3 separate regions of the Mus musculus genome follow, and all the other regions are linked to region 1. The links are chromatin loops, found by intact Hi-C in ENCODE. Cell type or tissue: left cerebral cortex. All regions are shown on one strand.

Evidence for each region. Hi-C counts contacts between places; a loop is a spot of excess contacts. Peaks named below come from ENCODE experiments on the same cell type or tissue, not always from the same donor. Only the 100,000 strongest peaks of a DNase experiment are listed, where the experiment ranks them.
Region 2: a loop joins it to region 1, with 4 times the contacts of the local background. A loop is called at or near these places in 10 of 42 quality-filtered maps.
Region 3: a loop joins it to region 1, with 2.1 times the contacts of the local background. A loop is called at or near these places in 6 of 42 quality-filtered maps.

What each region holds. Positions count from the first base shown.
Region 1 is chr6:4,901,970-4,904,469 of GRCm38, forward strand. It overlaps Gmfg-ps, which reads right to left and starts at 1,245. Exons shown (of 5, transcript XM_030255708.1): 1 at 1,079-1,245. The coding sequence starts at 1,245. Ppp1r9a (protein phosphatase 1, regulatory subunit 9A) reads left to right here and starts at 1,006. Exons shown (of 16, transcript NM_001363809.1): 1 at 1,006-1,062. In left cerebral cortex, a CTCF peak has its summit at 951; DNase peaks (open chromatin) are centred at 997, 1,760 and 2,251; H3K4me3 peaks cover 1,769 bases; H3K27ac peaks cover 1,459 bases.
Region 2 is chr6:5,381,580-5,384,079 of GRCm38, forward strand. It overlaps a transcript of Asb4 not described here. Among named protein-coding and RNA genes, the nearest start is that of Asb4, 7.6 kb to the right of the region's middle. In left cerebral cortex, a CTCF peak has its summit at 1,138 (motif pointing left); DNase peaks (open chromatin) are centred at 1,162, 1,674 and 2,253; H3K4me3 peaks cover 606 bases.
Region 3 is chr6:4,748,257-4,750,756 of GRCm38, forward strand. The region is part of intron 1 of Peg10 (paternally expressed 10); the gene reads left to right. Among named protein-coding and RNA genes, the nearest start is that of Peg10, 2.2 kb to the left of the region's middle. In left cerebral cortex, a CTCF peak has its summit at 1,225; a DNase peak (open chromatin) is centred at 1,057; H3K4me3 peaks cover 945 bases; H3K27ac peaks cover 314 bases.

The DNA.
Region 1 (2,500 bases):
ACAGACAGGCTGAAGAGCGGCAGCACTGAACAGACAGGCTGAAGGGCGGTAGCCTGACCCCTGCCATGGCTACTGAAATTCTAAATCTAACATTCAGTGCTATATGGAATATTAAGTACTTTCGCCTCTTTCTAGATTGCCTGTATTGAGAGGGTTACACGATCTTGCAGCTTTTTCTATGCACACACACAATTTCAGGCTATTGTTGCTACTATATATTTATTTTTATTTTCCTGATTCGGTTACTCTGAATAGCCTTGGCTGTCCTGGAACTCACTCTGTTGTCCAGGGTGGTCTCAAACTCTAAGATTCATCTGCCTCTGCCTCTCTGCTGGGATTAAAGGCGTGCGCCACCATTGGTCAGCTGTTGTTTCTGTATCTCCAGACAATGGCTGGATTATAGGGTGTCCACAAACTCAATTCTCCTGTCTTGGCTGTGTTGGGATTATGTGTGCACCTCACATACGTGTGGCAAAAACACAATTTTGACTCTTCAAAAATGGTACCTGTGCCCTACAAGGCTTTTGGATACATCAATGGTCTATATTGACCATCAAAGTCCATTTTGTATGAAGGAGAAGAGTATGGAACCTGTCACATTATTTGGGAGGAGAGGGTGTAGTGAGAGTTTTTAACAGGGCAAAACCAGTGAGTGTGAACAGAAAAGATATACAAGAAGAAAAGTCCAAAGTCCTCTTCATCCCTTTCCTTCTAGTAGTGTGGCCTTGAGGGTCAGCTGGATCATCCCAGTGGACACCACAGTAGAGTAGACTAGGGCCTAGGTCTTGGCCTTCTAGGCCAGCCCAGGCCATGGCCAGGCCTTGGATGCCTGGGGTCACAGACTTAACCACAGACTGTGGGGTCCTCAGCATCTGGAAGGCACAGGCCTTGCCCTAAGTGCCAGAGCCCCCTCGCCCACGGTCTTGGGGGTGGGGCGGCCTTGCCTCGGGCCGGTGCCTTTCGCCCTTCGTTGGCCGCCAGAGGCTCCCTCTCTCCCTCTCCTGGGATTTCGCTGCTGGGCTCCCTCTCTTTGCGGCCCTAGAGTTAATCCCATCAGCCGAGGTGAGGCACCTGTTACCCCGGGGCCCTCCTCATCCCCGCGGCCTGATCCCTAAGTCCATCGGGCCTCGCGGGCCTCAGGGCCCGGCGTGGGGGGCCCCGCACGTGGGCCGAGCGGCGTCCCCGATCCCAGGCCGCAGGCGAGGGTGCCCGCTTGCGCGTCGGGTCCCCAGGCCGGGCCGCCATGGCTGGGGTGGAGGTGGGGGGTGGGGGTGGGGGGAGCGCAGCGCGCGTCCCGGGGCCGCCCCGCGCGGGCAAGACGCGCGTGGGGGGCCGAGGCGCGAGTGCAGGCGGCCGCCGCGCGCGCCGCGCCGTGACGAGCGGGCGGAGGGCACACGGTCGGCGCCGAGCCCCGCACGGTCACGGGGGGGCGGGGGGGAAGAGCGCCGAAGGAGTCCGACCTCCCGCCCGGGCCGCTCGGTAAGGGGGCGGCGTGCGGGTGGCGGGGCGGCGGGAGCGCGGGGACGCGGCGGCGTGCACAAAGGCGGACCCGCGGGCGGGTGGGGGTGGACTGCGGTCCGGGAGCGCCAGGGTGAGGAGGGAGGCTTGATCCTCTGCGGGATCTATTGTTTCCCCGGCACACTGGGAGGAAAAGCAGAGGCATTCGTGTGATTGTCACCCTAGCCTTTGCTCTCCCTCCGCTCCAGTGTGGCCGGCGAGCTCGTCTCTCCCCCGGTGCCACAGACCGGGATCCGCCTGGCAGCGGCCCGGAGCCGCCGCCAATGTGTTAGGACTTCAGGTGCTTCTTGGCACCAGGCTAGACTGCGACCTCCTCCTGCCTTAGCGCCTGGCGTCACCTGCTCTCCCGGCCCTGCCCCGGGGGCCGAGGGATGGCGTCCCGAACCGGGCTGGGGAAAATCAATCGGCTGCCTCTCAAGTTGGTGTTATTTATGTTTGTCTTTTGTGAGGGCAGGTTTTTGAATCCCCGGCGGCCCCCTTCGCCCCCGCCGCCCCCGCCCCCTCGTGCTTGAATTGGCGGTGGGAGGGAGCGGGGTGTGCAGCTAGGGGAGAGGGGAGGGTGTTTATGGGTAAAAAGGACATTGTCAACGCTTTCCAAAAAGGAAAGAAAGAAATAAAGGAAAAAACAAAAACAAAAAACAAAAAACAAAAACAAAAACCAACCCAAACCACAGGCACCACACTCCTCTCTTGTTTGCCTGCATGGGCCATGCATGCATGCATGCGTGCCTGCTGGGCCAGGAAGCGAGTTTTGGAGCTGATTTAAGTGAAAGTGTAAGCTCTCTCAGCTGATGGTGCGTGAGCGTGATGTGGTTCCGTGTAACATTAAAACAAAACAAAACAAACCAGAATAATAAGAAAAAAAATGTTTAGAACTGCGTTGAGTGCCTGAAGTGTTGGGCTGCTGGCGTCCTGGTAGAAAACCCAGCTGTGGGCTGGAGGACAGCAAACATGCATGGCGTTCACTTTTTTTTTTTTCTTC
Region 2 (2,500 bases), 480 kb after region 1:
ACTATTTCTTCAGTGAAGTGTTTCTCGAACCCCCAAACCAGTTGATATAATTTCTCCCTTTTATAATGCCCCATCCTTCCAACTTTTCTGGTTTTGATTCCTATAGACCAGATTTGCATTTTGTATCGTAGTGCTGTGTGGTTTCTTTCATTTACCTGAAGGAACTGAGATCTGGATTACAATTCACTGTCTCTTGGCTTCAGCCTGGTGGATCCCAGTAGCATACAGCAATAACTCAAGTCCATAGCCATTGAGTTATGGTATGTGGAGGCAGGGCTTCCAGCCAAGCCAGAAATGTATCAGATAGCTTTCAGCCAAGGCAATTTATTGTAGCATGTTGGTGTTTGTTCCTAAGTCGCCTTTGCTGGTGACTGATGTACCATCCTTCTAACACTCCTGAAAACCTCATAGTCATGCTGAAGAAAGAAATTCACCCAGGAGAAACGCCAGACGGATCAGGAGTACAAGCTCCCCGCCCTTTTATGCCCTGGAGCTATCAAAGGCCACCTAGCAACATTATCAGACAGGGAAAGGAGGGCATATCTTTGATTTCTCAGTCTTGCCTGGGGCCTTGACTGACAGTAGCTGCTGTTTTAACCTCCATCTGTGTCTTCGTGCCTTTTTAGAAGGGACTCAGGAAAGCTTGCTCTGGCATTATGGGGAATATCATCAACCTAGGAGGAGAATTCTGAACATGAGATGCAAGCTTGTCTTGCTTTCCCACAGCCCAAAACAGACGTATATGACAGTGAGTATGGGAAATAAACATATAGAAGAAAACACGTCTAGTTCGTTTACAGAACGCTTCTTAATACCAGTGACGTAGGAGCAAAGGATCGTGGGTGGGCGGCTACTCCTCCCTGACAAGCCTTAATTACTTTTATATTTATTAGACATACATCTTGAAATGATTCTATAGAATCATAGGCAAACCTATGGTAAAATTTCAGCAGAGAAATTCATCCTCGAAGCAAAATTTAATCAGCAAGGATAATGGTTTATATGGATTAAAACACATTTTTAAAATCTGCGTTTGATTTCATCTAGACCTCGTTTTTATCTGCATTGGCTCATTTCTCCCATTTTTGAGAGATTTTGCAGCTGGTCTTTCAGGTTCATTTTTCAAGGAATACTGCCCTCATGCGGCCGGGTGTGCCAAGACCGCTCACTCTCTGATTCCCTCCAGAGGACGGTCTGTGTGGCTCTGTGAGAGAGAGCTTTTGCTGCTTGAGGCTGTGTCTGTGGGTTCCTTTCGAAAACATGAATCCTTAAAATGCTTGCCAGGGGATGCACTCTGGTGCAGCTTTTGACTCAATTATCTGCTTACTGCATCAATAACCAACACATGCAAAAATAATCAGTCGCTGATCATTTTACACACTCGGAAAGTCCTCACAAACCCGACTCCTTTAAAGTCAGTAGAACGCGTTAGCCTTGCTTATTCCTGTTAGCTGCCTCCTTGTTACGATCCATGTAAATCAGCCAAGGCAGAGAGAACAAAACAAGAATCCTAAAACGTGGTGCGGGGAAACTTGTAAAGGACTGAAATTTGACTCTCCTCAGTAATTAACATAGTGGAACAAACAACGGAGGTGGGCTCTGTACTTTCTTAAAAAGACAAGGTTTGACAAGATACTGTTTCTCAGCTCCAATTCAGCCGTTCTATAGCAAGAATATCTGTAAGCAGACAGAAAATATGCAACCCTTCTCTCCACTCTTCCCGGGTCCTGCAGCTTCATTTGCATGATACACTCCAAACAAATTCTCTGCAAGAATGTCGATTTTACATTATATCCAGGGAAATGCGCAAAGTGCTACCCCAAAAGGTAAAATCAAATCGATGAATCTTTGCAACTGGTAAACTGCTTCTTGGTTTCTGTGAACTCTGAGGGCTAAAGGGCATCCTGGGATCTTAGGAAAGAAGGCTTAGAAGCCTGCCATATTTCTTTCCCACATGAAGGGCAATTTTCTTCCCTAGCTATACTTTGCCTTCAAAAATTTGTCAGAGGTAAAGAAAGAATGCAAACGCTGCCTGGAGTACAATTGCGGGGTCAGTGTTCTGATTGAGACAGAATTATGGCGAATTATTCCCATGAGTTGATTTTGTGAAGTGTGTGCTGGTGTGAGGGTGGAAATACAAGCCGGCGCTAGTGTTTAAACAAGGCTGCAAGGGCAGTTGCTAGGAGACCCTGCACACAGCTGATGCCCCCACTGCGGGCTCAGACGTGCTTTGTCTGAAGAACCCGGCCTTTCGCAGTCAAAGATGACATTAAATGTATAGTCTGTCAAAATTTAGGTGGAGGAAAAATTCAGGTGGACCAGGGCTCGGTTATTGCTTGTGTCAATCTAGCTATTCTGACGTCCATCACCCATTAAGGATGGGTTTTGAAAGGGAAAATATAGCATTGTGCCAGGAACCAAGAGCCTCCGGAAACGCTCAAGGGAATTTAGTTACAAATGCAGTTTGAATACCCCGATATGAAAGGCAGATGGTCTGGGT
Region 3 (2,500 bases), 150 kb before region 1:
TTCACTGTACTAATGGGCGCTTCATGCGCTTCAGCGTACGAACGAGCAAATGAAACGGGCGAACAGGCGAACCTGTGAACGGGGCGAACGGGGCGCTTCATGCGCCACAAACCAGCCCGAACTACGGTGATACCCAAAACCGATTCGTGTTTCACGTATTCAATTTGGAAAGCTGCAGGAGAGTAACCAAACGCAAAAGCGCAACAAGAGTGAATTTAGAAAATGCGCTACAAACTGCGGCACAGGCATAAGACCTGCAGCCTCTTAAGTGACACAGAAAGTAGCGTTGGGAAGACGAGAGAACGTATCTCTCCTTGGTGAGGGGACAACACAGTTCACCTTTCGGGTCAAAACTGGCTCCGTTTTCCTGTCGGACGGCTATCTGCATGATGGTGGTGGTGCTGGTGGTAAACAAAATGGAGCCCTGGGAGGCCAAAATTGGTTTTAACATTCTGCCCACGTAACTCCTGCTTATGGCAGTGGAGTGGAGGGGTGCTGGATTTTGGAGATGGCGGAATGGCCTGCCTTGTCTAGTGGTGATTGATTGAGGTGACGGTGACGGTGCACTGGACTTGGGGACACGAATGGGTGTCCAGCAACAGTTTGTGGAAACTGTCCGGTTTTCTGGGTGGGCACGAAGCCAAGGTGGGAGGTGGGAGATGATGGGAGGTGGGAGATGATGGGAGGTGGGAGATGATGGGACGGTGGGAGGTGGGGGATTCACTCTTGCTGCACGGAAGGGATCTGGTGGTTGGGAGCTGGTGGGAGGGGTCTGGGGAGGTAGGGGGGCGGGGGGAGGCATGCAGTCATTCTGCAGCCCTGTTGTAGCCAGTCTCAGACCTGCCCCGCCCATCTAGCCTTGCCTCATCTGCAGAGAGGCCGCGCGCCTCGCCTGTCGCGCGCTTTTCCAGAACATGCTTCCACAGGCCCAACCTCCCAAGTGCTGACGCCTTAGAGCCAGCCTACCTGGTCCCCACCCCCAAGGCCCGCCTCCTCTGAGGTGGCCTGCCTAGCCCCCGCCCCCAAGGCCCCGCCTCTCTTACTGTTCAGCTCCTCCCAGAGCTCCTCCAAGGTGGCCCAGAGCCCCGCCTTCCCCCAGCCTGCTTGCGCCTGCGCAATGCGGGCTGCAACCCCTCCCTTCAGGTTTGCCTCCAGTGCGCATGTGCGCCTCTGCCTGTCTGAGCCTGGCTGCACAGCCCCGCCTCCCTGCGGTTTCTCTGTTGCGCGGTTTTATTTTTTGTCCACAGGTGTCTAGTAAATAGAAGAATAATAAGAATAATTAACAACAATAATAATAAGTATACCTAACATGCATAAGCACTTTTAATAAGTGCATTGCATTATTAAATAAAAAGATCCCACAATTAAAACTCCTGATAGTGGGGGATATGGGAACTTTTAAAAAGGCCTAACTGATGCCTTGAAGCAATGAAGGCAATTACTTATTTTAAATTAAAAATTAAATTTAAAAATATTTTCATATTTAATTATTTGATCAAGACACCATTGGACTTCCTGGAATTAAATGCTTTGGAAAATACAAAGCCAGAGGTGACTAGCACTGTGTTTCTTAGGAGTTTTCAGGGGCTTTAGTGTCATGGCTTGGCTTCTGAGAGAGATGTTTGTTAGAATAGAAAAGGTTTGTCATTGTTGTTGTTGTTGTTTTTGTTATTTCTTAAACATTCTAGGTGATTAGCCCTGGCTGACCTGCCTACATATAGTAAAGTGTGCTTGGCACATAGTAAGGATTTATTAAATGTGTGTTAAATGGCCAGAATAAATTAATTATTCATTGTCTTGCTGCGGGACTTCAAGTTTTTTGAAATTTTGTTCCTTTTTCTTAAGGAGCTTTGCTGTCCTGAGTTGAGTTGCTGGCCCTTTTGAAAACACATTTAAAAGTTTCTTTTTAAAAAAGTATGGTTTTGAACTTCAGTATTGTAAGCTGTAATTATAATATGAACCAACTAAATTATATTCCAAATAACTAGCTTTTTTCATAAAAAGCTAATTATTTGTTATCCCAAGTAATTAGCTTTTTTCATAAAAAGCTAATTATTTGGTGTCCCAAGTAATTAGCTTTTTTCATAAAAAGCTAATTTAAATTTGGGGCAAGTGGGTTATTAATGCTACATATTGACATTTCAAATTCATGTGATATAACAGGGTGGTTACATTGCAGGACAGAAATGGTTACAACTGGCTTAATTAAACATCTGTGTAATTTACAGAGAAGCCAAATAGAAATGTTTCTAAATTAATGAAGAAATTAAAAAAAAAAAATCTGGTTCCATATTATTTACTATGAGCCAGAGTTTTGTTAAAGAGAGAAATAGGGGGCTTTTGCTCCCCCAATCTCCTGCCTTCCTAGTGCCCCTCCCTAGTGTATAACTATCTGTGGGAAATATATGCTTATAATTACAGCTTGAAATGCATGCTTTGCTTTGGGAATTTTATCTGCATATTAAAGAGATTCAAAACATTGGAAAATATATGCAAATTA